Regions from separate parts of the Homo sapiens genome. Here all the other regions are linked to region 6. Evidence: chromatin contacts called from ENCODE Hi-C or POLR2A ChIA-PET data. All regions are on one chromosome and are shown on one strand. Each heading gives the region's core, a stretch centred on a gene start or an enhancer-like site at or near the end of the contact. The rest is flanking DNA. Distances are from core to core; before and after follow the strand shown.

What was found. A loop is a pair of places that touch in the nucleus more often than their neighbours do. ChIA-PET counts read pairs that join two places held with the same protein, here RNA polymerase II (POLR2A). Pooled maps may share reads with other maps.
Region 1: a pooled map shows a loop between it and region 6 (11-fold over the local background). The contact joins the enhancer-like site here to the promoter of NRBF2 in region 6. A Hi-C loop is called at or near these places in 2 of 37 single-sample maps with no recorded cell type and 7 of 50 pooled maps. POLR2A ChIA-PET finds 5 or more read pairs at or near these places in 1 of 52 experiments (activated B cell).
Region 2: a pooled map shows a loop between it and region 6 (3-fold over the local background). The contact joins the enhancer-like site here to the promoter of NRBF2 in region 6. A Hi-C loop is called at or near these places in 3 of 50 pooled maps. POLR2A ChIA-PET finds 5 or more read pairs at or near these places in 2 of 52 experiments (activated CD4-positive, alpha-beta T cell and endothelial cell of umbilical vein).
Region 3: a pooled map shows a loop between it and region 6 (4-fold over the local background). The contact joins the enhancer-like site here to the promoter of NRBF2 in region 6. A Hi-C loop is called at or near these places in 4 of 50 pooled maps. POLR2A ChIA-PET finds 5 or more read pairs at or near these places in 2 of 52 experiments (GM12878 and Panc1).
Region 4: a loop to region 6 is called in a pooled map, with 2.9 times the contacts of the local background. The contact joins the enhancer-like site here to the promoter of NRBF2 in region 6. A Hi-C loop is called at or near these places in 4 of 50 pooled maps. POLR2A ChIA-PET finds 5 or more read pairs at or near these places in 2 of 52 experiments (HepG2 and activated CD8-positive, alpha-beta memory T cell).
Region 5: a map of naive thymus-derived CD4-positive, alpha-beta T cell shows a loop between it and region 6 (10-fold over the local background). The contact joins the promoter of LINC02625 here to the promoter of NRBF2 in region 6. A Hi-C loop is called at or near these places in 1 of 168 maps with a recorded cell type or tissue (naive thymus-derived CD4-positive, alpha-beta T cell) and 5 of 50 pooled maps. POLR2A ChIA-PET finds 5 or more read pairs at or near these places in 2 of 52 experiments (OCI-LY7 and activated naive CD4-positive, alpha-beta T cell).
Region 7: POLR2A ChIA-PET joins it to region 6 with 5 read pairs in PC-9. The contact joins the enhancer-like site here to the promoter of NRBF2 in region 6. POLR2A ChIA-PET finds 5 or more read pairs at or near these places in 3 of 52 experiments (PC-9 and activated CD4-positive, alpha-beta T cell).

The regions. Positions count from the first base shown.
Region 1 is chr10:61,986,815-61,989,609 of GRCh38, forward strand. All of the region lies in intron 3 of ARID5B (AT-rich interaction domain 5B), which reads left to right. Among named protein-coding and RNA genes, the nearest start is that of ARID5B, 87 kb to the left of the region's middle. RefSeq lists enhancers at 1-109, 109-248, 1,349-1,598. Within about 2 kb of position 1,302, at least 7 of the 41 ENCODE cell types and tissues checked have a DNase peak (open chromatin) inside an H3K27ac peak, as active enhancers do.
Region 2 is chr10:61,941,677-61,944,376 of GRCh38, forward strand. All of the region lies in intron 3 of ARID5B (AT-rich interaction domain 5B), which reads left to right. Among named protein-coding and RNA genes, the nearest start is that of ARID5B, 41 kb to the left of the region's middle. Within about 2 kb of position 1,420, at least 13 of the 41 ENCODE cell types and tissues checked have a DNase peak (open chromatin) inside an H3K27ac peak, as active enhancers do; they include endothelial cell of umbilical vein, where a contact is called at or near this core.
Region 3 is chr10:62,018,178-62,020,877 of GRCh38, forward strand. All of the region lies in intron 4 of ARID5B (AT-rich interaction domain 5B), which reads left to right. Among named protein-coding and RNA genes, the nearest start is that of ARID5B, 120 kb to the left of the region's middle. Within about 2 kb of position 1,379, at least 7 of the 41 ENCODE cell types and tissues checked have a DNase peak (open chromatin) inside an H3K27ac peak, as active enhancers do; they include GM12878, where a contact is called at or near this core.
Region 4 is chr10:61,749,916-61,752,624 of GRCh38, forward strand. All of the region lies in intron 5 of CABCOCO1 (ciliary associated calcium binding coiled-coil 1), which reads left to right. Among named protein-coding and RNA genes, the nearest start is that of CABCOCO1, 88 kb to the left of the region's middle. Within about 2 kb of position 1,265, at least 10 of the 41 ENCODE cell types and tissues checked have a DNase peak (open chromatin) inside an H3K27ac peak, as active enhancers do.
Region 5 is chr10:61,866,637-61,869,342 of GRCh38, forward strand. It overlaps LINC02625 (long intergenic non-protein coding RNA 2625), which reads right to left and starts at 1,309. Exons shown (of 5, transcript XR_001747461.2): 1 at 1,224-1,309. RefSeq lists silencers at 1,294-1,588, 1,360-1,449 and an enhancer at 1,670-1,829.
Region 6 is chr10:63,132,071-63,134,770 of GRCh38, forward strand. NRBF2 (nuclear receptor binding factor 2) reads left to right here and starts at 1,258. Exons shown (of 4, transcript NM_030759.5): 1 at 1,258-1,430. The coding sequence starts at 1,401. RefSeq lists silencers at 1,075-1,324, 1,535-1,804.
Region 7 is chr10:61,833,904-61,836,603 of GRCh38, forward strand. The region is part of intron 2 of LINC02625 (long intergenic non-protein coding RNA 2625); the gene reads right to left. Among named protein-coding and RNA genes, the nearest start is that of LINC02625, 33 kb to the right of the region's middle. Within about 2 kb of position 1,373, at least 11 of the 41 ENCODE cell types and tissues checked have a DNase peak (open chromatin) inside an H3K27ac peak, as active enhancers do; they include PC-9, where a contact is called at or near this core.

The sequences.
Region 1 (2,795 bases), core at 52-2,551, 1.1 Mb before region 6:
CTACGGGGCGTTCACTGTGTGCTACATTAGCCTGACTACTTTGCATCTTTTAACTACTGTTAAAGACCCCCCAGGAAGTCACTGTTCTTAAGTCCATTTTACAGTTTGGGAACCCAAGGCTTAACAAAAGGAACCAAAGGAAGACTATAGAGATGGGGTTAGGGTGAAAAGAACCATGAAGACATCTGGGCACTAGTAAGAAGCAAGAGGAAGACATAGTGCTACCTGGTGAAAGCTGCCGTCAGGGTGGAGCTGTGGCCTTGGCCAGAGCTGCCAGGCCAAAGCAGAGATGGGGCAGAGAAGAAATATGACAACTTCTCACTCTTTCCCACATGCGATCTGTTAGGTGTCTCCCATTGGCTGAACAAGCAGAAGCCAGCCAGCCCATGAGGGAGCCCAATGATACAACATTCAGGGGTCACAGAGCAAGGAAGAAAGAATGGGTAATAGATCCGGGAGTAGGATGAGAACAGAGGGACAGTGAATAACCAGAAAAAGAACCAACATTAATTAAAAATCTATCATGTGCTTCGCTTGTTTCCAGGGTGTTAGGAATTCAGACATGCTACAGACCTAGCTCCTGCCCTTCAAAGAACCCATATTCTGGAAAGGAGAGTCCAGCTTGAACAAGTAAATGCAGCCAAGTGTTACAGAGTAACTGTATCTTAGAAATTAAGCTGATATTCGTGATCCAAAATAGCAGATTTCTGGCAGCAAGACTATATTCTCTAGATCAAGGGTCAGCAGAGCCAGATAGTAAATATTTTAGATTTGTGCACCATAAGGTCTCTGAGGCAAATGCACCACTCTATAATCACACAACTGTGCCGTCGTAGTGTAAAAGCAGCCAAAGACAATATGTAAATGAATGTGCATGACTATGTTGTAATAAAACTTTATTTACAAAAACAGGTGTTGGGCTGAATTTGGCCCATAGTTTGCCAACCCTTTCAAACAGAAATAACCTTAAAGAAATATCTGAGAGATACCCAGAAACAGGGATCTGTAGCACTGGTAACTCATGGTATGAAACCACAGAACTATCACTGGAATTAATATAGTAGTCACGAGCAATTTGTTTATTGTCTTTTATGAGAAAAGAGAGGTAGGTTTGGATGTTAGAGATTGGGGAAAAGGGGATATTTGCTGTGGAAATGATTTTCAGCAGATGGTAGGTACTTTGGGAAAGGTGGCTAAACTAGAGCCATCCTCCTCCTGTCTTACATCAGCTTACTCAGTACTAACCCTGTACAAAAAGGAAGTAAAACAGAGCACATCTGTATCATCAGCTTTCAATGATGTTCTTCCATGGTGCACTGTGACAGCACATTAGAAGGTGCCGGAGTTTTTATATGACTGCTTTGCCGTGAGATTAAATAGTGGTTTCAGTTTCCAGTAGGTTTCATAAGTATCTCTTTCAGCTGTTAAATTACTTTTAGTAATGTGCACACTAGAAAAAGAAAGAAAGAAATATCCATTCTGAACAACTGGGTGTCATGACAGAAAACAGAGCAGATGGTTTTGTGGACATGGCACCAAGTGAACCTGTAGCTGGTTACAGCAGAAGGATATGTTTAACCCAGAGGAGAGGGCTCTCACCAGGTCTTAACAGTTGAAGCTTTTAAGAGATTATTATTTTACTTTGAATTGATTTTTGTTATTCACCAGAAACCAAAGGTGGCAAGCGAGAATCTCTACTAAAATAACTATACTTGCTAACTTTGGGTCTTTGTTGGGGCTTTGGGGTATCAGAACAATGAAATAACAGGCACTGTGAGGCTTTTCCTCCTGTTCTGTTCTCCTCTCCTAGCTATATTTCAGAACATCTTATCTCAAGATAGTTGGCCAAAAGGAACCTGTACACAGAACAACCTCATTTTTCCCAAGTGCCTCTTCGGACCCAGGACACAATGATTTTAAAATTTCTTTTCAGGCAGACGCTCTAAAGAGAGCTATGCTGTTCAATAAGGTAGCCACTAGCCACCTGTGACAACTAAGCCCTTGCAATGTGTCTTGTCCACTTCAAGAGATGCTATAAATGTAAAATACACACTATATTTTGAGAGCTTACTATGAAAAAATAATGTAAATATGTCACTAGTAATCTTTTTTTTTCTTTTACTTTTTTTTTTTTTTTTTGAGTCTTGCACTGTCGCCCAGGCTGGAGTGCAATGGTGCAATCTCGGCTCACCGCAACCTCTGCCTCCTGGGTTTAAGTGATTCTCCTGCCTCAGCCTCCCAAGTAGCTGGGACTACAGGCATGTGCCACCATGCCTGGCTAATTTTTTGTATTTTTAGTAGAGACGGGGTTTCGCTGTATTAGCCAGGATGGTCTCGATCTCCTGATCTCAAGATCCGCCCACCTCAGCCTCCCAAAGTGCTGGGATTACAGGCGTGAGCCACCGTGTGCGGCCAGTAATCACTTCTATTGATCACATGTTAAAATAATATTTTGGATATACTGGGTTAGATAAAATAGCTTACTAAAGTTAATTTCACCTGTTTTCTGTTTACATTTTCAATGTGTTAATTACAAGTTGGCTCACATTGTGTTTCTATTGAATAATGCTGCTCTAAAAGATTTTTGAAAAAAATAATCCATGTATTCCTTTGCCCAGTTTTAAGTGGACATCTACATTTTTAATCATGTTTTGAATAAATTTTGTGTTAATAAGTAAAAAATGTTAAACATGATAGGAAATGAAATAAGATGGTGATTAACTATAATTAGAAGACATATTACATATGATTTGATAAAAATCTGAAGTTTAAATCTGTGTTTAATAAAGCACAAC
Region 2 (2,700 bases), core at 170-2,669, 1.2 Mb before region 6:
TTTCTTGCAGTTTGAGTTTAACTATCAACGGTTTCCTGGCATCTTTTGGTTGATGTCAGACAGTAACATTTTAGATATGGCAGCCTGATTGTCACCTGCACATTTAGAGACAATTATTAGACTAGTGGTTTTCCTTCTAAAGCCAAAGAGTTTTTTGATAATCTTCCTATATATACTGTTACACCCCCCAGTTTTGTGAACACACAATAACTAGTCTTATGACTTGCGGTAATGCTGAATAATACATCTGTTGTGTTACTTTCCTAATGTATGATCTAAGTTGTATTACCATTGTCTTATGTTTTCCTTAACATTAAAACCTTTCTTTTGTTTGTTTAATTTTGTGTGTGTGTGTTATGGAATATACTGTTACTAATAAAAAATTAAACAGGAAACCCACAGGGGACAAAAGGATGTGTAGATGGTTAAGCTTGATGTCACACATATAAACAAGAGTATTTATAGCAAGGTTTATGTTTAAAATTGTGTTTAAAATGGATAATTTATTAATGAACAGGAAAATAAGTCTAATTTCTTAATTCCACCCAAAGAAATAAAAGGTTGATCCTCTTGGATTCTAAAAAAAAAGAAGGTCCATATTCTACCTTTTTGCAGTTGATTCCAGAAGAAATTGGTTTATAGTGAATATTCACAGTACTTGCAGGTGGTTTGGCCTGGAAAATCTAGATGAGTGGTTTTTAAATTTAGTTGCTTATTAGACTCAAGAAAGAAATTTAAAAAACAATACTGATTACTGAGACCAGCTTTTCTAGATTCTTCATTCAGTAGGAGTAAGGAAAGGCCAATGAATGTGTATTGATAAAAAGGTTCCTGGCCGGGTGCGGTGGCTCACGCCTGTAATCCCAGCACTTTGGGAGGCCGAGGCAGGTGGATCACCTGAGGTCAGGAGTTCAAGACCAGCCTGGCCAACATGGTGAAACCCCATCTCTACTAAAAATAGAAAAATTAGTCACGTGTGGTGGCAGGGGCCTGTAATCTCAGCTACTTGGGAGGCTGAGGCAAGAGAATTGCTGGAACCTGGGAGGCAGAGGTTGCAGTGAGCCGAAATCATCACACCTTTGCACTCCAGCCTGGGCGACAACAGCGAGGCTCTGTCTCAAAAACAAAACAAAACAAAACAAAAAAGGCTTTTAGGTTGAGTCTGATTTTGTTTGTTTGTTTTGGTCTCATTTTGGAGACAGCTTTATGATTAGTGCTGAAGAAGGGAAAATGATCAACAGGAGAGTTGATTGGGAGGCTCTCTCCTGGGGCACAAGAAACACCATGTACTTAAAAAATTTTTAATGTAAAATACCCCTTTAAGGATAGAATTTAGGGCCTTGAAATTCTACTCAGTTGCTATGAACTGTGGGGAATTTGAGACAAATAGCTTTTGTAATTGGAATGCACACTGTGTTGTAATAATGTGGAAAGAGAAACAAAAACTTTCCTTAATGTAATGAGTTTCCATTATCTGCCTAATCTAAGGTTTGTAAGTCTACATTGTCAGGATTTATATTGAGGAGATAGGGGGTGTCATTTTCTGTACACATTCCTGTCCCCACAACTTTCTCTTCAGCCTCTTCTATAACATCAAAATATTTGTTGTCTGTACTTTTCTTTCTCCGCAGTGGTTTTCTTATCTCCTTTTCTGTTGGTCACACTGAAACCACCTCCAATACCACATTGTTAATGGAAATTCACACACTTATTAGGTTTTTCCTTCTGTAGAACCCTTCCAACTCCTCATTGTTCTTACCAAAGAAAGAAGATGAACTGTGAGATTATTTGAGGCCCCCCCCCTTTTTTTCTGGTGGAAGTAAGCAAAGAACGGAAAGATCTCACCTTTCTATGGATAAAGTAAAACTCCAACATGTTATCGTTTTTTAACTGAGTTATTTCATAATGTTGAAACATGAATAATAACAAAATAATTAGATTGGTTCTTAGAGAAGGGATTTTAAAATATAAAAGCTCATTAAAGCACTTTTCTTGCTTAGTGTTTAGGTAGAATAAGTTCGCTTTAATTCCAGTTTGTGTCACTTCCTGTCTCTCTCTGAATAGTAAAAAAAAAAAACAAGAATGTTCTCACAAATGTGTGTCTGCCAACAAATTAATACTCCACAAAGAGAAACTCTGCCCCACATGGCAGCTTCCAATAAATGCTCTGATTCAAATCACAACTCTTTCATTTTTTTTTTATCCCCTTCCCCCTTGAGGGAGCACATTTAGACAATATTTGAGGATGTCATCTTTCTGCTTTTTAAAACTCTCTAGAGTTTTCATTTAAGACTCTTAATGGTTGATGACTAAAACTACAGATCTGGATAGTGGAAAAACTAATAATCTTAAAAAACACTTCTGAAATGTGGTAAAGTGCATTCATTCTCTTCCCTCCTCTTTGTCCTTTTCAAAGAAAGAAAGTTCAATATGAAACCAATGCAAATTATGACTTTACTCAGTGAGATATTTTACCTTCTTTCAGACTGTTTCATACTGAAGTTTATAAAAAAAAAAGAAAAATAACTATGTTAAAATAGGAGGGTTAAGGAATGTATTATTCATAAGCATAATGAACACAAGAACCTGTTTTTCCAGAAGAATTGGGTTGATTAAATCATTCACCACACAAGCCTCTAGTTATTTATTTTTGTCTTTAGAATTACAGTACTTAGCTTTTATAATAAAGTGGACTTGATA
Region 3 (2,700 bases), core at 129-2,628, 1.1 Mb before region 6:
AAGTCCCTGACTTCCTGGGCAGACCTCCTCTCCCTTCGTTTGAGTTTATTCCAGCTCATTAGCACCTCCATCCGAAGGTTGGCAGAGAAAAGGAGAGGAAGAAAAAATGAAATCACTTCTGCTGCTCTTAATGGCCCTTGGAAAGAATGGATCATGAATGAAACAGAAACCAGTGGGAAAGATAAGCCATTGGATTTTCTGTGTTTTCTTTTATCCTTGCCTTCCTTCGTCACCACAGATAATCAATAGTTGGCTTAAAGACTTTTAAATGAACTGCACATTGGAAGGCTTTGTAGTTGTAATACCAATATCATTATTATCTTTACGTTTCCAAAGACTGGGTGGGTGCCAGAGAGGTAAATATTGCCCGGTCTCCATGTTGGCATGAGACGCGTTCCTGACCTTTTTTTTTTTTTTTCAAACCTGCCCCTCCCCCGCCCCCACCACTGTCGTCTTTTATGCACAGAAGGTAATTTTTTGTGGGTGTTCAGATACAAACATCTGCTTGACCACCCTGTCTTGTGATTATGTCTTATGATCCTGACCTGGTGATATTTTGCATTAATGAAAGTTGGCTGGTTTGGTCTTCCCCATCATATTTACTTCTTAATGTGTTGCTATATTTACAGTTCACCAAGAACAATCTGTGACAAAGATCTGCTTTTATCAGGACAGCTGCCAGATTCATACCACATCTCCAGGTTCTGTTAGACATCACAGTAAAGTAATTCTTTACTGCTTGCTTTACTTGAGCCATCTTTCTAATGTGTATTCTTGAAAGTATCCTGGCTGTATGAATCTCAAATTTCAGTCCCTTTTTTAGACCACCATGCAGCCCAGAGGTTTGGAGCTTTGTCTTGGAAGCTCCTTCCATCAATCAGAATACCAAATTTACATTGTTAGGTTCCCTGGAGGTGTTGGAGCTCTGGATTCAGCAATTATTGTGAATAAGAACCTTGCAGCTAGGGTGAGTGCCAACATTCCAAGTGCTAGCACAATGGAAAAGAGAAGTGGTTTATGTTAGAATATGGTCACATTCTTCTGATTAAACCCACTCAAAAAAGACAACATTGTAATATTTTCCAATGACTGTTTATCATGAATTACGTCAGCCTTCGTTTAAATTGCTATTATTTCTCCTTAATGCTTCTTGGTGCCTGCATAATTTACGGCACTGGCAGCCTCGGGACTATGAAATAACCTTTCACAACCACCGTACAATAGTGAAGAACATGGCGTTTTTGTTGTTAATTATTATAGGACTCCTTTAACTTTTACAAAGTGACATAAAATATTGTTGAGGCATTTATGATTCAAGCTACTTTTACATGGATCTATTTTGCTTCTGGCTAGTTCTTAACTAAAGCAATCATTTGTGGTTATTAGGCCGCCGGAGATATTATGTCAGAACTGGTTTAAGAGTATTATTATGTATCCCATGTCATACACTACATGTCAGCACTTGAGGCTGTCTTTCAATAAAAACAAATGTAATTTTAGTTTGTGCTCTTTTAGGGATTGGCCATTTATAAGCCAACCTGAGTTCATTCGAAGGTGTCCCAACCATTTAGGAGCTTGTTTCAGCCTTCCATCATACACTTTTAGTCTCTTTCCTGTGGATTTAAGACCTTTCCAAAACAAACTTTGGCAAAGGTTTAATTCAGAGTGAAGATTTGCTCCTAGGGAGCCACAGAATTAGCAAGGACTGGTTAATCGCCCAGGGCTGAGCTCGTTCTGATTCCCACATTTTGTGGGTTTTCTTACAGATTTCCTAGGCAGTGAGTCTTCTAATTGTGACCCTCCTAACTGTGACCCTCTGAAGAGAAGCGAGTCTCAGCCCATAGAAGACCCTGCCTTACATTCAAAGAGGCTACCCTAACTTTCTGGCGAGGAGTCTTGAGTAGAAGGGAGGTGGAAACAAAAAAGGATGGGAACATGTTTGAGTTTCCACAAAGCTACACTTCCAAGCAAACTTTGAATTAATATGTCACTCCCCTGGGTTCCAAATACTATGCATATTTTCCAGTCCTTGCTTATTTAAAGCAAGAAAGGAAGGGCGTGCCAGAAAGTTTTACAAAGAATGAAAACACATTAATGACTCATGTGAACAATTACTGATTTTCTTAACATATAATTTCTTAATTACTGTCAACCAAAATAATTTGCATGATAATATTTTTCCTCCCCTCCCCCATCTGTGTTTAAAAGGCATAAAATAATGATCAAAGAGTCTGTTTGATCAATAGTCGGGAAATTTAACTCCTTAATTCTTAGTGGATTGATGGGACTTTGACATCGGATATTCTTCAGAATAATCACCTCCAACACAATGGGCAAAATGAGCTCTCCAGTAAAACAAACAGCTTTGAAAAGAGCTCAGGGGCATTTTCTTTAGCTTGAATTCAAGGAGGAAATTGTGACTTTTATGAAACTTGCATAAATTTACATGTATCCTGTCAGAGTTTTAAAATTAGACAACATGCCTGAATGCCCTGGAAATGAGTCTGCCATCCAGATTTAGAGTGCTTTTAGCTTTTTTAATTAAAGACATTTCACAAGCCAACGCCAGAGAAGAGAATTAAGCATTACATAAGAACATAGCAAAGTTTGAGATTTAATGGGTGAATATTACGAACTTATAAAGGAGATAAAAAGTGTGAAAGGAGCGGTTATTGGGAGTTTTCTACATTTTGTTAAGTG
Region 4 (2,709 bases), core at 15-2,514, 1.4 Mb before region 6:
TTTCTAACTAGCCCAATGCCAAACACAGAGTAAGTTCTCAATAAATGAGAGCTGCTTTTTTTTTTTTTCATCATCACAGTTTATATTCCCAAATGGTGGCCAGCACTGACCTTAGGGCCTCCCCATTGAACAACTCCAGTGGGTACCTTTCACATTGTATTGTGAGTGGGGGACCAGAGGAGGCTCACGGAAAGCAATGTGAATCATGGCCCCTAGAGTCAGGCAACTTATCAGCCCTCCTAGAAATTTGCTTCATGATGTTACTTTCATTAGGAGCTAGGTGAGGGGTATGGTATCTCTGAGGAACTCTTTATGGCTTTAAACTACACTGTGTCTAAAAAACAGTTTAATGATAAGTCAGTTAAAAATAACTACTGGGCCAGGGGTGCAGTGGCTCATGCCTGTCATCCCAGCACTTTGGAGGCCGAGGCAGGTGGATCACCTGAGGTCAGGAGTTCAAGACCAGCCTGGCCAACATGGTGAAGCACTGTCTCTACTAAAAATACAAAAATTAGCCTAGCGTGGTGGCGGGTACCTGTAATCCCAGCTACTTGGGAGGCTGAGGCAGGAGAATTGCTTGAACCTGGGAGGCGGAGTTTGCAGTGAGCCGAGATCGTGCCACTGGACTCCAGCCTGGGCAACAGAGCAAGACTGTGTCTCCAAAAACTAATAGTAACTATCAATGAAGTCAAATCAGTGAGAATCTGTCTGGTTGTTTGGCATTCTGCTAATCAAACAAATACTCTAGGGCTCCATTGATATGAAATACAGATAGTTGCACTGATGCAACAATACAATGACTAGGTTTGCTTCTCCAAGTGTTACCGTTTTTCAAGAAAAATATTTAAACTGACTTGTAGCTGGTCTAACAAACTAGGCAGCCCTGAAGATTTTTAGATGAATGGATAGATACTCTGATGAAATACTCAACATCCAATGAATGCCCCCCGTGTATAAAGGCCTGAGCTAGGGGTCCTTAAGATGAATATGACGTGCCCCACGTCCTCGAGTTGTTTCCACACAATGGCGAGAAATCACTCTACCTGGCTGTCACTCAAGGCCAATGTGACAAATACTATGAAGTTGAATAAGCAAGATACTCTGCGAGCACAAGGGCGATGACGAGAAACTTCACAGAGTTGATTGAGCTGGGTGGAAAGTCCAGGTGGATGAGATGGCCTGGCAGGATGCAGGGAAAAGCTCCCCCAGCAGAGGGAGCAGCACAGGCAATACAGGGCTGAGACCACAGCTTCCTCCACCCCTTGCTTTGCTTCGCTCTGCTTTGCTTTGCCTTGCTCTTTTTTTTTTTTTTTTTTTTTTTCATATAACAATTATGGAGCACCCACTCTGCTGCAAGCACTGGGCAAGCAGGGAAAGAGTGAGTGGTCTAGTACAGCTGGAGCTCGAGATCTGTGAAGGCAAGAACATGGAGTTGAATCCTTCAAAAAATAGAAGGGCACAGGTGGGACAGGCATCAGCAGGTGCCCCCAATGAGTTTTATGGCTGACTTAATGTTAGGGACAAGGGAGAGGGAATAACTGAAGACAGCTGCAAGGCTTTGAGTCCAGTAACTGAGAAGCTGGTGATGCCACCAAACGATAAAGGAATTGGAGGAGGAGCAGGTTTGGGGAAGGTAATTAAGGAAAAATAAATGGACAAGCTTCAGCCTGTCAATGATTCCAGTAAGCACTAAATGTGTACTCCAAATATTCTTCTACATCGTGACTGAAAAATACTGAATCTGGGGATCTACACAGGCAAGCAACTTTGAGTTTTGTATAAATAGAGAAAAAGCCACTTGAAATTTAGTAACATAAGATACAACATCTGTAGCTGGACTAGAGACGACCTAGTCCAACTCCCTAATTTTACAAACAAAGAAACCACATCTCAGACCTACTCTCAACTGAGCAGCAGAGCCAATCCAGAACTCTGACTACACATTTAAGGGGAAAAAAATCTACATTTTTAGAACATTCAAATCTGGAATCAAGATACCACCTAGATTTTTCAGAGCTGCTGCTATTTCAGTTTGTTTATTTTTAACTAAACTAGTATGATTCGCAGACTGTAGGTGAAAGGTCTCTTTTGAGAACATGTATTGCTATGTACACCGTTGTCCACAAAATCAGTTTTGTAGTTAATTTCTAAGATTTCAGATTTCAAGAAAAGCCAGGGAAACTTAGAGTACCTAGACCCATTCTGTATAAGGGAAGACATGCTTCTTTAGGTCATTGAAATAATGACATCTGCCATATATGGAATAAAAGGCTGCCTTGCCTAGGAGGAAGGGCTTGGGTGCTCACTGAAAGTGTCCTGTTTCTAGAATGCCAAGCACATATGACTAATTGGCAGTAGTTTCCTCCAAAGCAAGAAAATCCTGCCTGCTGACCAGAGAAAAGTGCCTAATACGGTTAAAGAATCACTAAGTGAGACTTTTTTATAAAAAAGGAAAAAAAAAAAAGGGTAGGGGCTAGGGAGAGCTAAGCAGAGAGGGAAATATTTATAACTGTAACAACATGTTTCCTGGTAATAATTTATGAGCCTACTGGAGAAAAGGGAAACACACAAACTATGAATAAAATATCTAAACGTAAACATCATGCTTTCTGCAAATTTCTTTAGTTAAAAATTAAGGCTGAGGTTGACTAAAGTAAATGACTGCATTTTCGTGGTCTCTTATTTCCTTGATGCTAAGGGTTACCAACT
Region 5 (2,706 bases), core at 59-2,558, 1.3 Mb before region 6:
GAGATGGAACTAGAACTTAAGCCAGGAATGACTGATTCCAAAGCCCACCCACTACACAGCACTGGCGACTATCACCAAGTCTGGCCCAAATCTCCCAAGTCTTTCAAATGTCCCCTGTCCGTGGCTACCCTACATCCAACAAAAGGGAGGAAGTGCCAATAGCCATTGAAACAAGTTTCCCTCTAGTCAAATCCAACTGGTCCAGAAGCTCAAACTTATGACAGGCACCTCCTAAGCACTGTGCTGTCTCATTCCTGAAACAGGTTCTGCCCTGATACTGTTTGAGGGTAATGAAATGAGATGACTGAAAGCACCAGCTTTGGGCTCAAGTCAGCCCAGTTTGAATCTTGGCTCTGAACACCAAAGGAGATCTGATCCATAATGTATCCTTCTTGGTAGCTAATCAAGGAGAAATCTAATGGGACTTGGGCAATGCCAAAGGTCACAAAATAGCCATTTCCAGTTTCATAAACACCTAGACTTTGGAGACAAGAACCACCTGGTTTGGGACTTGGTTGGCATCTGGCTGAGCCACCTCAGTTATATTGCTTAACCTATCAGAGGTTCAATTTCTCCAATTGAGAATGAGAATAATAACCCCTATCTCCTACATTTTCTTTTGGGTTTTGCAGGAATTAAGCGAGATGTATGTAAAGTGCCTGACACATAGTAGGCACTTTATAAATTTAAGTTCCTTAAGCCCCATTTTTATTCCTACAACAAGTCTGCCAACTTTGTCCCAGAATGCTACTGGGTAAAAGTGAGCAGAGTATACCAAATCTACGAACATTCCTTCTCCAAGCTTTAAAAAAGGCAAAACGATACTGAGAGGTGACAGCGTGCTGGCAGTCCTCACAGCCCTCGCTTTCTTTAGGCGCCTCCTCTGCCTGGGCTCCTACTTTGGCGGCACTTGAAGAGCCCTTCAGCCCACCGCTGCACTGTGGGAGCCCCTTTCTCGGGTGGCCAAGGCCAGAGCCCACTCCCTCAGCTTGCAGGGAGGTGTGGAGGGAGAGGCGCGAGCGGGAACTGGGGCTGCGTGCGGCGCTTGCGGGCCAGCTGGAGTTCCGGGTGGGCGTGGGCTTGGCGGGCCCCAAACTCGGAGCAGCCGGCCGGCCCTGCTGGCCCGGGGCAATGAGGGACTTAGCACCCGGGCCAGCGGCTGCGGAGGGTGTACTGGGTCCCCCAGCAGTGCCAGCCCACCGACGCTGCGCTCGATTTCTCACCGGGCCTTAGCTGCCTTCCCGCGGGGCAGGCCTCAGGACTGCAGCCCGCCATGCCTGAGCCTTCCCCCGCCTCCGTGGGTTCCTGTGCAGCCCGAGCCTCCCCGACGAGCACCGCCCCCTGCTCCACGGCGCCCAGTCCCATCGACCGCCCAAGGGCTGAGGAGTGCGAGCGCACGGCGCAGGACGGGCAGGCAGCTCCACCTGCAGCCCGGTGCAGGACCCACTGGGTGAAGCCAGCTGGGCTCCTGAGTCTGGTGGGGAGGTGGAGAGTCTTTATGGCTGGCTCAGGGATTGTAAACACACCAATCAGCACCCTGTGTCTAGCTCCGGGTTTGTGAGTGCACCAATCAACACTGTATCTAGCTGCTCTGGTGGGGCCTTGGAGAACTTTTATGTCTAGCTCAAGGTTTGTAAACACACCAATCAGCACCCTGTGTCTAGCTCAAAGTTTGTGAGTGCACTAATACACACTCTGTATCTAGCTGCTCTCGTGGGGCCTTGGAGAACCTTTATGTCTAGCTTAGGGATTGTAAATACACCAATCGGCACTCTGTATCTAGCTCAAGGTTTTTAAACACACCAAACAGCACCTTGTGTTTAGCTCAAGGTTTGTGAATGCACCAATCCACACTCTGTATGTAGCTGCTCTGGTGGAGCCTTGGAGAACCTGTGTGTCCAAACTCTGTATCTAACTAATCTGATGGGGACATGGAGAACCTTTGTATCTAGCTCAGGGATTGTAAACGCACCAATTAGTGCCCTGACAAAACCGGCCACTGGGCCCTACCAATCAGCAGGATGTGGGTGGGGCCAGATAAGAGAATAAAAGCAGGCTGCTCGAGCCAGCAGTGGCAACCCGCTGGGGTCCCCTTCCACACTGTGGAAGGTTTTTTCTTTTGCTCTTTGCAATAAATCTTGCTACTGCTCACTCTTTGGGTCCACACTGCTTTTATGAGCTGTAACACTCACCGCGAAGGTCTGCAGCTTCACTCCTGAGCTAGCGAGACCAGGAACCTACCGGGAGAAACAAACAACTCCAGACGCCCCGCCTTAAGAACTGTAACACTCACTGCGAAGGTCTGCAGCTTCACTCCTGAGCTAGCGAGACCACAAACCCACCAGAAGGAAGAAACTCCGAATACATCTGAACATCAGAAGGAACAAACTGCGGACACGCCGCCTTCAAGAACTGTAACAGTCACCGCGAGGGTCCCCGGCTTCATTCTTGAAGTCAGTGAGACCAAGAACCCACCAATTCCGGGCACAATACTACTGGATGTGGCGTAACAGAAAACACCTTTGACCTGGAATCAAGAATGTAGACATTTCCAAACAACCCACGGATGTTGGGGCAACTGAGGTTCAGAGCTGTTAAGTCACTTATTCAAGATTACTCTTCATCCAGAACTCAATAGTCTCATTCCTCAGTGAATACACTCCACTACAAGTCACTTTACCTTCTGTGGTCTTAGTTTCTTCATCC
Region 6 (2,700 bases), core at 8-2,507:
AGATTATTCTCTAGCTTAATATCCTTTACTTATTTCCCAATGCACTTTGAGTAAAATTCAAATGTTTCATTGTGCACTGCAAGGACACCTATGTTTTGGAAGTTTCCTATCTCTCTGGTATCTTCTTTTGCATCTCTCTGAAATGCTGCAGCTCCCGCCACCCGACCTCCCCGCCTTTAGAGTTGAGGCATAAGACATTTCCTTTGTCGAGAAGGGTCTTTGTTTAACTGGCATTTTAAGGTTTAATCTTAAAGATTACGCCCTTAGCCAGGTGCGGTAGCTCATGCCTATAATCCCATCAGTTTGTGAGGTCCAGGAGGGCGGATCATTGAGCTCACTTGAGCTCAGCAGTTCAAGATCAGCATAGGCAACATGGCGAAACCCCATCTCTACAAAAAATACAAAAATTAACCTGGCCTGAGCACTTGTAGTTCCTAGCTACTTAAGAGACTGAGGTGTGAGGATCGCCTGGGGCAGGGGGCGGGCAGAGGGAGGTTGCAGTGAGTGGAGATTGCGTCAGCAAGACACTTTCTCAAAAAAAATCACGCCCCCCATGAAAGGCTTTCCTTTACCACCCAACTCCACCTTGGTTACTCTATCACAGCTCCCTATGTGTTCCCTTTCCAGCATAAATCACAACTATTTGTCAGTGAATTCCATGACAGAACGAACCTAGCTTTTGTTTGGCACATAATTGTTAAATGAATGCAGTATTATATTTGGCTAGACCAAAATTGTTTCCCTATCAGTTTGTGAGCAACTTGAGGGCAGAGCCCTAAATCATTCGAGTGTGCTGACCTCTAGGGGGGTTAGTCCAGTGCATGGTCTAGAATTGCTCAAATCGGCCTTTTGAAAAAATGAATCATGTACAATGATAAAGGTGTGGACAGGACCACAAGTAACGGTGTAACGATTAGCAGATTTAAGGAAAAGTCAGTCTAAAAGGAAACGTGAGAAGCTAATTGCAGAAGACAGCCATTTCAAGTCTTCAACAGCAAGGCTGTACCTCCTCACGTGACTTCAGTGTAGACTTTAAGAACCTAAACTAACGCTTCTCGCGAGAGGAAAGATTGACCGCTCGCAAGCGTACATCAGCTGGTGCCCCGCCTTCCCTGGGCCCCACCCACTGCCTGTCCTCATTCCCACCTTGAACCAGCCTTTTGCGCGTGTGACGTCATGGCGCCGTGCGTGGCCTCGGCGGTGGCGCAGGGGGCGGGCCCGCGGCGCGGCGCCGGAGGAGGAAGTGGTGAGGTTGTTGCTCCTTCAGCGCCTATCGCTGGCTCTTGGGGCGCAGAGAGGGGCCGCAGTCTCCGCGGCTGCGTCGAGCTCCCTTGCAGTCCCCTCCATGTTCCCCGGCGCCACTACTCCCCTTCCTAAGGCCGCCGCTTACCCCGGGGTCTATGGAAGTAATGGAAGGACCCCTCAACCTGGTGAGTGTCCCACAGAATATAGCGTTCGTCTTGGGTGCCTTTGCCTCAGGAGCCCGGCCCCGTCCCCGGCGCGTCGGCTAACCCTTTAGGCTGGGAGGTTGGTTTGGCAGGAGTGGTCGCAGAGGCTGTGAGGGGCTGCTAGGCAGGCCCTGGCCCAACTGCGGCTCCAGGCTAGCCACTTCAGACTTTGCCCTCCTGGGGGATCCCCGGGAAGTCCTGGCGCCCCCTGTCGCGGGGCCCCGGGCGAGGGGATGCCACCACCTGGGGCTGCCACCTCCTCTCTGGCTGGGGGAAGTCCTCTTAGCGCCACGTAGCCACCTCCCTACAGCCTGGAGAGGCACTGAAGCCGGCCAAGGCAGAAATGGTGTGATACTGGTTTTAAGTTCTAGCAGCAGGGTCTGAGTCTGAGTCGCCCCGCTTTGGAGAGGTGGAGGAGTGAATAGCCTCCTCACCCTCCACTTCCCCCTCCTCACCCTTCACTTCCCCCTCCTCACCCTCCACTTCCCCCTCCTCACCCTCCACTTCCCCCTCATTTCTCACATACATTCACATGCATAAACTGAGTCTACCGTCTTCCAAATATATTAGAGACAGCTGGGAAAAAGACAGCCGTTCCTGTATTTAGCTCAGATTCATCAATTTAGGCATCATGAAAGTGTAATAGGTGTTTGCTGTTCTCAGGAAAATGGCTGATAGCCTGTTTACTTGTGTTTTAAGGCGTTTCAGGTGTTGCAATTAAAAAACAACACAACAGAACCCCACTAACAACGGGAAGCATGAGTTCTTTTCAGACTGGCCATTGCATCTTTTAGTTTTCCAGAGAGGTTACCCATTTTGGATGTAAAAGTCAGATTACTTAAGGTTGCACACAGGAAGAACTTTTGAGTCACAGGTTTGCAATTCATTTGCGATGGTGGAATTGAAAGAAAGCTCTATAGAGGATTCTTTTCTCACATTAGAACTCTGAGTCCTAGAAGAGCAGTAGAGTCAGGTGGTTTAAGACTCTAGGTTTTGAAGCTATGCTGCTTGGATTTGAATTCTAACCTCGTCACTTGATATCTGTGTTACCTTGGGCAAACTACTTGGCTTCACTCGGCTTCAGGTTTTTTGGGAGGATTAAAGGAGTAAATAGGTGTAAAGCACTTAGAACTGTACTAAGTACATAGTACAGTGTAAGAGTTAGCGATTATAACCAGACCATAAGCCCTTAATTTAAAATCTATTTGTAGAATAAAGGTTTGGACTTGAGCTTTAAAAGCCTAAGATTCTC
Region 7 (2,700 bases), core at 123-2,622, 1.3 Mb before region 6:
AGTGGCTTAATGTATATTCGACACTTATTGGGCATTAGATTTAAGACCGAAAGGTAAGTAAATTACCCCCAAGATTGCCCAGCTAGTTAAAAACAGAGCTGGGACTGGAACCCATATGTCTTAGCTTTCCCGTCTTCCAAAATAGTTGTTTGATGGCTGCTCAGAAACTGATGGAGAACAGAGTTTTCTTCTGCAAGGATACCAGCACAGCTTCAACAGTCACGTTTTTAGGGGCAAACATCTCTTTCCTCTTACAGGTGGCCTCTAAGCCCCAACCTCTTTACCTCCTTCTAGCTTCCAAATCTTCCAATCTTTGAATGTCTACTACTCAAAGCAATTTTTCCCAAAGTATATTCCTCAGAACATTCACTTAAACATCCAGCGTAATTTCTAGGTTTAAAAATAATGAGGATGACCAACTGACAGGATAAGAATTATGAAGGTAGTGTTTGAGTAACAGAATAAAATGTTTGGAATATTTCTCTAGGATAATAATGACATATTTTGTTTTTTAAAAATTGGCTTGGAGAATGTTTTTATTTTTTAAAAAATTATTCCTTAGCCAAATATATTTGAGAAATAAGACATCTCTTAGAAAGGGACTATGCAAATTAGCATATAGAGGTTACTAAGGAGTTTTGCATCTAGACACTTTTTAACCCAGCAGTTCCAGAGCATAATGAAATATGAAAACATTTCTCAGCACAATACTTATTACCATCCTTGGAATGCCACAAAACACATTTTAAGAAACACCAGAATTGATTTTTACCCCAGGCATCAAATGGAAGGGACATATGTTAACGCAAGCTCTATGAGAGCAGGTTTTTCTAGTTTTTTCACTGCTTAGGACAGTACCTGGCACACAGTAGAGATTAACTGATTATTTGTTGAAGAATATATGCTCATGGAAATAGCAACTTGGGATTTGGGACATCAGCCCCTGGTAGAGAAGAAGCCAGCACATTAGGTTGTGGGTCTCTGATCTGGTTGTTCTCAGCCAGAAGGTCCCCATGGAGTTGGCTATCCTAAAAGAAGAAGGCCCCCATCCACCCAGGAAGGGCTTCTTGCCAACCAAGATGGCAGGTCCCCACCAGAGTAGAACAGGCATGCAATACAGGCCACAGCTGCCTAATTCACTGGTATCAGTATTTCCACGGATGCCAGTCTTCATGACTTCCACACAAAAATCAGGTTCCCTTACAAATCTGAGTCAATAGGCTTTAAACTGAGCACTCATGAAAGAATAAACTCCACTCCCCTACTCACAGCCAGCCCTCTGGCCTTGTCTAGGCCACGGCCAGGAGCACTAGGGAGGGAAAAGGAAGGTAGCTTCAACTTTTCCTGGCAAAGTGGCCTTCCTTTTCAGAACCTGTAGCTCAGCTAAGTGGAGACACCTGGTGTTTGTTGTTGCAACTTCAAGAACAATACATTAAGACTCGGGGCAGAAAATCAGGCTTTTCATAAAAATTGTGTCATCAAAAAGACGGTTCAGGAAGAAAAAATGCAAATGGCAGCCCAACTCACCCCTACAAGACTTTTTCCCCCTCAATATTTCTACCATCTGAATAGCTTTTCTCCGTATTCCTGTATGTAAAACATGGGGGAAAAAAAACACAATAGCAAGGCACCTAAAATTTGTGAGAATCCAGAAAAGAGAAGAAATCATCTTTCCTGGTTGCTCCATTTTGTCAGGTGTTAAATCAGAGTGCTAACTTTTGTATAATAACTGTTTGCTAATACTTAATAAGTAGCCGGTGTAACACAGTTCCAAAAAATTTTTTTGTTGTTGTTAAGCCTATGCAAGGCCAAAGGAGTATTAAAGTTTCACTACGGAAGAAATATGGCCACTGCCAAGAACTGATTAGTCATAAAATCCGAGGCATTATCATCATCCATCATTGCCTTTCTTTTAATGACTGAACTAAAAAGAGAGACATCAAAGTTTTCAAAATAAGGTTATAAAAATGCTGTACGCAGATGAGGCCTCCAAATATTTTGATAGAACCTGAACAAAAAAAATATAGAAAAATCATTGAAACAAATCACAAAACATATGTTGTTATGTTTTGCTCTAAAAAGCATGAAGTTTATCCAGAACCCTATTATGGTAACTGCTTAGCTTTTCATGCATTCCTAAATTACCATGTAATCTAAAACGTTGTTTTCAGCTGCCCTGTATTGGAAAGTCCCTTAAAATAATCAGGATGATTACAGGCTAGTATTCAGAAAGAAACTTGCTTGTATTATTGTAAATGAAAGTATTATTTATCGGGCAGCCTCCTTTAAAGAAAAAAAAAAAACCCTATCTCAGAAGCACAGAAATACAATGTATTCAGGAAATACCTAAACCAAGGATTGCATTTTGGGCTCTCTACATTTTCAAACACATGGATAGTTGGTGTAAAAATATGTTCTTTTTCTGCAGGGACTTGACTGTAATTAGTGTGTGCCAAAACTCTCTCACAGAGATTTCATTGTCTTATCTACTTACATCATCTTAATGCGATTTTATTTTACTTTGTCAAAGTCATATTAATGTAAATGTGTTCTTGATAGCAAACAGAGTTCTTTTTTATGCAAAACAGGATTCAGCTGACTCTAATAAAACAGCTTGCAGTCTATTAGACTATAACAGTAATGTGCTTATTTTGTTTCTCAAATCAAGACTGTGTCAGAAAGCTATAGATGGAGATTTGT